Regions from separate parts of the Homo sapiens genome. Here region 2 is linked to region 1. Evidence: read pairs that join two places in POLR2A ChIA-PET (ENCODE). Cell type or tissue: MCF 10A. All regions are shown on one strand. Each heading gives the region's core, and the rest is flanking DNA. Links, peaks and the distances in the headings are about the cores only.

Region 1 (3,345 bases), core at 594-3,093:
CATAGGTCAGCTCTGGCTTAGAGTGGCTGGTTACATTCAGGAAATGCTCATACTTTTAAATTAAATTTGCAAAAATAAGAGAGAGTCTTGGAACAAATAATGAGAATGAGACCTAGAAAAGTGACAGTTGGAATATGGTCCCTGGCTGTGGTGAGCCCTTAAATAGAGTGTTTTCCAGGGTCTGCATAGAGTCACCTGTGGACTACTGTTGAAATGCAGATTTCTCAACCCCATCCAACCCCACTCTGGCTCTGTCCCATCTTCTAGAGGTTGAGCCAAAGATCTGCATTTTCAAGTAAGCAAACCAGATGAATCTTATCCACACTAAAGTTTAATTACTGCTTATAAGAGGAAGATATTGGGCTGTTTTAACTACATTTGGAGTAAAGCTTTTTAATTCTAGTGAGAAGTGGAGTTGACCTTTGAACTGGGGGTGTCTACTCATACGTGGATTTTTTTTCGACCACATGCAGAGTGAAAACTCAGTGTTGGTGAATGGGAAACCAGTGTATAGGGAGAGCCTTAGGGTTTTTTGTTGTTGTTGTTGTTGTTGTTTTTGACAGAGTTTTTGCCTAGGCTGGAGTGCAATGGCGTGATCTCCACTCACTGCAACCTCCACCCCCCCAGGTCCAAGCGATTCTCCTGCCTTGGCCTCCTGAGTAGCTGGGATTACAGGCGTACGCCACCACACCTGGCTAATTTTGTATTTTTAGTAGAGACAGGGTTTCACTGTGTTGGCCAGGCTGGTCTCGAACTCCTGACCTCAGGTCATCCGCCTGCCTTGGCCTCCCAAATTGCTGAGATTACAGGCGTTTGCCACCGCGCACAGCTGCCTTTGAGGGTTTTGCAGGGCTGACTGCAGGACTTGAGTATGCACGGATTTTGGTCTACTTACGGGTTCTGAACCAGTCCCCCAATATACAGACGGACAACTGTGATTATGCTCCTTCTCTTTTTTGAACAATTGGGCTTCCCGTGACACCAAGGCTTAGGGCTTTTTCTGTATTCATTTTGGGTTACAATCACCTTAAACCCATTTTTGAGGAAGGTGGATTCCAAAGAAATGTTGAGTTCTGTTATTTTTCCTTGTATTTCTTGTAGCTCTCTGGAGGATTGCATCATAATGGCTGAAGACTTTAATTATTCATTCAACAAAAGAATAAGATGGAGACTAAAATTTGTCTGGAGGATGTTTTGCATGTCATCCCAATCTTTGCTATTGCCCCCTTTAAAACACCCGAAAAATAATTCTGCAGAATTAAAGAGTGAGGGGAAGGATTTGAAATTGTTCACAGAACAATAATGGGGTTGGGGACGCCAATTTTCCACACAGTCGAAAATCTGGGTGTAACTTATGATTCCCCAAAACATAACTACCAGAGCTTACTGTAGAACAGAAGCTTTCCTGGTAACATAAACAGTCAATTAACACATATTTTGTATGTTCCATATATAATATATTGCTGTATTCTGACAATAAAGTAAGCTAGAGGAAATGAAATGTTATTAAGAATATCATAAGGAAGACAAAATATATTTACTCTTCATTAAGTGGAAATGACTCATCATCGTTCTTTACATTGAGTAGGCTGAGAAGGTGGAGGAAAGGGAGGGGTTGGTCTTGCTTGTGCAGGGCTGGCAGGGGTGGAAGAAAATCCTCTCATAAGTGGGCCTGTGCACTTCCAACCCAGGTTGTTCAAGGCTCAACTGTACATACCATGATAATGCATCTTGCCTAATTAACAGTTGTGAAATGTTGGAGTTATGTGGTATTTTTATTTCATATTAAGAAAGTCAAAAATATTTTTGTAGCAGTTGAGTTCTCACTGGCCGCTGCAGAAGTATTTGTTAAAACTTGTATGGTAACTTTACCTTCTGGTAGATTCTAAACTCTTTCTTTCTGATTGCAGGAGCAAGATGTATCAACCAGGGTCCTATGCTTTGATTTGGAATGTTTGAATATGACTCATGTTTATTTCCTTCAAGGATGAAGTGTGTATACCTCAGTAGATCCTGTCCCCCGCCTCGCCTCCTGAAAATGTATGCTTAAAAACAAATTATGAAGTTATTGCTAGATATGTGGTTGGAGTGGCCAGTGTAAACTTAGTTGTTGCTTACGGCACTTTCTGTTCTCTGTGGAACAGAAGGGCGGGGCAGGTGGGGAACTGGAAGAAGCAGCTTCCCTTTGCTTTTCCTGCCAAATTTAGTAAAAAAAGAAAAAAAAGAGGGAGGCCCCACCTTGTCTTCATCTCCTGTCTGCACAGTTGGGCATGGATTGGGAGGAGATCTTGCCAACACTGTGAGTTTTAATAAGTTATTTTAAAAATTTCCTACCTTAAGGAAACTCACACTGACACCAAATTAATTTTTTTAAAAAATCATTCCACTAGGACCTGTCTTGCCAACAGTTTTGGGTAAAACACTGAAGGTAAGATGACAGCCATCCAGGGAGTGTATTTGGTTTGTGGGACCATCCACTTTTGGGTGTTTGAGTAACTTCATTAATAGTTTCTTTGTGCCGGCCGTGGTGGCTCATGCCTGTAATCTCAGCACTTTGGGAGGCCGAAGTAGGCAGATCGCTTGAGCTCAGGAGTTGGAGACCAGCCTGGGCAATACGGCAAAACCCCGTCTCTACAAAAAATACAAAAATTTGGGTGTGGTGGCACACATCTGTAGTTCCAGCTACTCAGGAGGCTGAGGCGGGAGGATTGCTTGAGCCCAGGAGGTGGAGGTTGCAGTTAGCCAAGATCACGCCACTGCACACCAGTCTGGGCAACACAGTGAGACCCTGTCTCAAAACAAAAGAATTTTTTTTCTTTGCTGTGCCAGGTGATGGAGGAACTTTTGCAAGAGAGATAAAAAAGAAGACTGCCTATTAAGTCAATGGAAGCCTGTAGGACTTGAGATTTCATTGAAATAAGTAAAAGGAATTGTAGAATTGAGCATGTGGAAGTCGCATAAATGACATTCGGTTTTTTCAGAGTATTCTGAAATGGTGGGGTACACAACACATATAGTTGGGCTATAAATTTCATGCGTCCTCCACTTACCTACATAGTAAGGTAGGAAGATACAAAATCTTGGGTCTAGAACGCTGTAGTTGAAGGATCTGTCTACCTGAACACACAAACGTTCCCAGTTAAGCCTTTTCCATGTAGGTTTCAACTTGTTGGCCCATCCCAAACATCTTTGGCTTGAAGATGGTTACCTTTACCTAGTCAGAAATGATAAATCATTCCTCTCCTAAATGATCACACTGGAGATAACTGTGCAGTCAGGGAAGCAAAACAAAAAAAAGATGGTCATGAGAACATTGGCTGTTGTGTATTTTCTTCTTACTCCTAA
Region 2 (3,345 bases), core at 306-2,805, 510 kb after region 1:
AATAAGCTCGGGGCTCCCAACTGATTCTACGTTAGGGTGAGTTGTAAAATTATTTCATTATATGTTACAATGTAATAATAATAGAAATAAATGCATGATAAATATTATGTGCTTGAATCATCCCGAAACTATTCCCTGCCCCCCAGTTCCTGGAAAAATTGTCTTCCATGAAACCAGTCCCTGGTGCCAAAAAGGTTGGCGAGCACTTCTGTAAGAGAACCTGGTTAGCTGTTGTCGATACCTGTAGCTGCTCCAAACCATGAGAAAACTTAAGTTTCTGCTACAAGTACATCTCAATCTTTAGCTTGCCTCAGAATCCCCCTGGAGGAATGGCTAAAATACAGGCTACTGGGCCCCACCCTTAGTGTTTCTGATTCAGTAAATTGGGGTGGGGCCCCCACATTTGCATCTTTTACAAGTTCCAGACCCGTACTCTGAGAACCACTGCCTTACAACGTCCCCACCTGGTATCCTTATGGTGTGGCATTCTACCGAAGTTCAAAGTGACGGATAAGTGATCTGGATTACCATTACTTAGGAAAATACAGGTTTCAGAGCCAAGACTCAACATTTCAGAGAGAAAAATTCTCAAGACTGTGGCCCAATATAAGCTATTTTATGGAGCAAAATTTAAAAAAAAAATTTCAATTTTGGCCTTAATTTCATTCATCAGGGCTCTGGTTTTGTCTTCCTAGATTTTTTGTGTGTGTGCTTCGGTTCTCTGCTCTCACTCTATTCCTTTCATCACCTGAGCTCCTACTGATACGTTAAGGCCCAGATCAAATGTTACAGTACTTTATGTTCCAGCCATCTGTTCAGTTATCACTGTCTCCCCAACTAGAGAATTGGGTAGAACTCTTTCCGAGGATGAGAACTTACTTAAAGTTGCAGTCAATGCCAGTGACCACCAAACTTGATTTTTTACCCATCAGTATAAAAGTGTTGAATGTGTACCCCTACTAAGTATGTTTATTAATTATATACATGTTTCTAATATATATTCCTTATGTTATAAAAATTGGTGGCTAAGAGGGTGAGAAATGTATATATACATTTTCAAGTTCTAATATTAATATGTGTATACAGAAATCTTAATATTGTGACTCATATATGTAATATCAAATCTTAAATATATGATGTAGGTCATATGCATCCCAGTTTTGGAGACTGATCTAAGAACCTAACATGATTATCACAAAGTAGGTGTTTAATTAAATCTGCTGAATTAAATGTAGAGAAGAATTTAACCCAGTGAATGTTAATGAGGCATCTTGTGCTATAGAGAAATAAATGTAATTACATAAAGTAGGGAGTAATTCTAAGGAAATACATAAGCAAGTGCCTGATAGTTTTGAGCCATTTTGTATCTTTGGCTAACTTGTCCCTTCATCTCCTGCTTTCTGGTCTGGCCCTTGTGTATGGTTCTGCTTTTGAAGTATGATGTAACTCTTAGAAATCTTTTGCTGACTTCCATAGCATACTGGGGAGGGGAAGAAAATAAGAATTAATATTGGAACTTTGTTTACGGTCGTTGGTTTTTTTGGGTGTCATTGGTTCCTCTAACATATGGACAAGGTTCCACATAGACCTTGTGACTCACCAGTGCAAACACACTTGCATTGACATAATGAGAATGCCTGCCTAATGGTGTTAATAACTTTTGGATTAGTGATCCCTATGTCTGTATTGACACAGTTGCTCACACCACTTTTTGGAAAGCATTCTGTTTTCTTAACGAGATCCCAGTGTTAATACTGCCAGTGGTAAACTTTTAGTTACAAACTCAGAATAGCCCTTACTGGTGTCAGAAACAAAAGATGGACCTCTGCCTCTTGTTGTTCTTTTCCTTTATTTATTCCTTCACTCATCACCTTGCAAATACAGGCATTTTGTGCTTGTCATCACCTGCTCTGTTTGCGATTGCATTGTGATCCAAGCACACCAACCAGCCTCCAGTACTACAGCTCTGATTCTCTGCTCCGTTCTCCTGCTATGCCACATAAATACTCCTGGCATCTGGGAATCAAGATGGCACATTTTGCCCAGTGTGGCTGGAAAGGGGGGAGATAGGGGAGATTGGTGACATGGTTAGTGATGAAAATAACTGCCAGACTTACTACCTTTCGTGGCACCTAGCCTCAGGTTCTTACCATTGGTAAAGCAGCCAGTTGCTGGTCACATAGATAGCTTACAAATGAGATGCCCTTAAATCTGGAGGAAGAAGCTCTAGTCCTAAAAGCATCAGACACACTACACTGTGCTGTTGGGGCCTTTGTGGGTCTTTGACCCCTAAGTCCAGAACGACCGTGAGGCTCTGCCATCCCCTGTGAAAATTCAAATTAAAGTACGTCTTCAGAGACTTGCTACTTTGTCAGTGTCAACCTGCGAAGTTAACCCAGCTACAGACTGGATCCTCAAGGACTACTTTATGAGCTTTTACTTTTCCAAACTTGAGTCGTTTGAATATGCGCCCCATTGTTGTGAGGTTTGCCCTGTCTGCTTATGTGATTATTTGTATTATTTTCTTTAAATCAAGTCATTTCTTAAATAAAATGAGCCTCATTCTAAGAAATGATATCTGTGAAATCAGAAGTTGGAGACACTAGATATATTTTAGTCCATTACAAATTAAGATACATCTGCAAATCTTCAAAGTATGCTTTCTTGCTCCATTTGACATTGTGTGGACCCCACTGAGTGTGTGCATATTATGAGTTGGTATGTTTTCATAGGTTTTTCTCATTTTTCAGAGGGAAGGGACCTTGACTGAATATGGTACTGTGCCAAGTGCATGGAAACCCTGCCTTCCTAGTATACCCTAATTTCTTAGAAAAATTCAAGACTGTCACTTAACCTTCCTAAAAAGTTGATTGTGACTCTGCTTTTCCTCACATACATCCTCAGGGATATGAACCAGGCTTAGAAGATACTTAAAGCAGACCTAGAGTTTGGGGACTGTGAAGTTTTCAAACTCATTGATTCAGTAGTTTACTCTGGGATAATCTTGATCAGTGTAATATCTGGTAAACATTAATCACTGACCATATCACCCAACAGATCTGTGCTGATGTAAAATTGGTGTTTGTTAAACAGAAACAGAAAGTGACCTTTTCCCTGTGCTAACTTCCTTCAGCCTTACCTGTTTTGTTACGTTTAAAAAACAAAAAAGAAATACAGCCTTGCATTAATTTTTAAATAATTTTGAGCCAGCAAGCATTTCTGTGAGTTTGCAACAATTACTTGGGGAGGTTGCCCAGTGCCACCCCCTTACATATTTATCTATGTCCATCCATCTTGTTATAAAGAGGGCATCCTTGTGACTGTTTCTTTAAGCATAGACATTTT

What was found. ChIA-PET counts read pairs that join two places held together with the same protein. Peaks named below come from ENCODE experiments on the same cell type or tissue, not always from the same donor. Only the 100,000 strongest peaks of a DNase experiment are listed, where the experiment ranks them.
Region 2: POLR2A ChIA-PET joins it to region 1 with 5 read pairs; 2 of 35 experiments call an interaction of 5 or more read pairs at or near these places.

Annotation. Positions count from the first base shown.
Region 1 is chr3:71,531,568-71,534,912 of GRCh38, reverse strand. The region is part of intron 2 of FOXP1 (forkhead box P1); the gene reads left to right. Among named protein-coding and RNA genes, the nearest start is that of MIR1284, 8.8 kb to the left of the region's middle. In MCF 10A, for the core only: no CTCF peak of the experiment used is centred there; DNase peaks (open chromatin) are centred at 1,672 and 2,092.
Region 2 is chr3:71,025,442-71,028,786 of GRCh38, reverse strand. All of the region lies in intron 11 of FOXP1 (forkhead box P1), which reads left to right. Among named protein-coding and RNA genes, the nearest start is that of FOXP1-AS1, 260 kb to the left of the region's middle. In MCF 10A, for the core only: no CTCF peak of the experiment used is centred there; no DNase peak of the experiment used is centred there.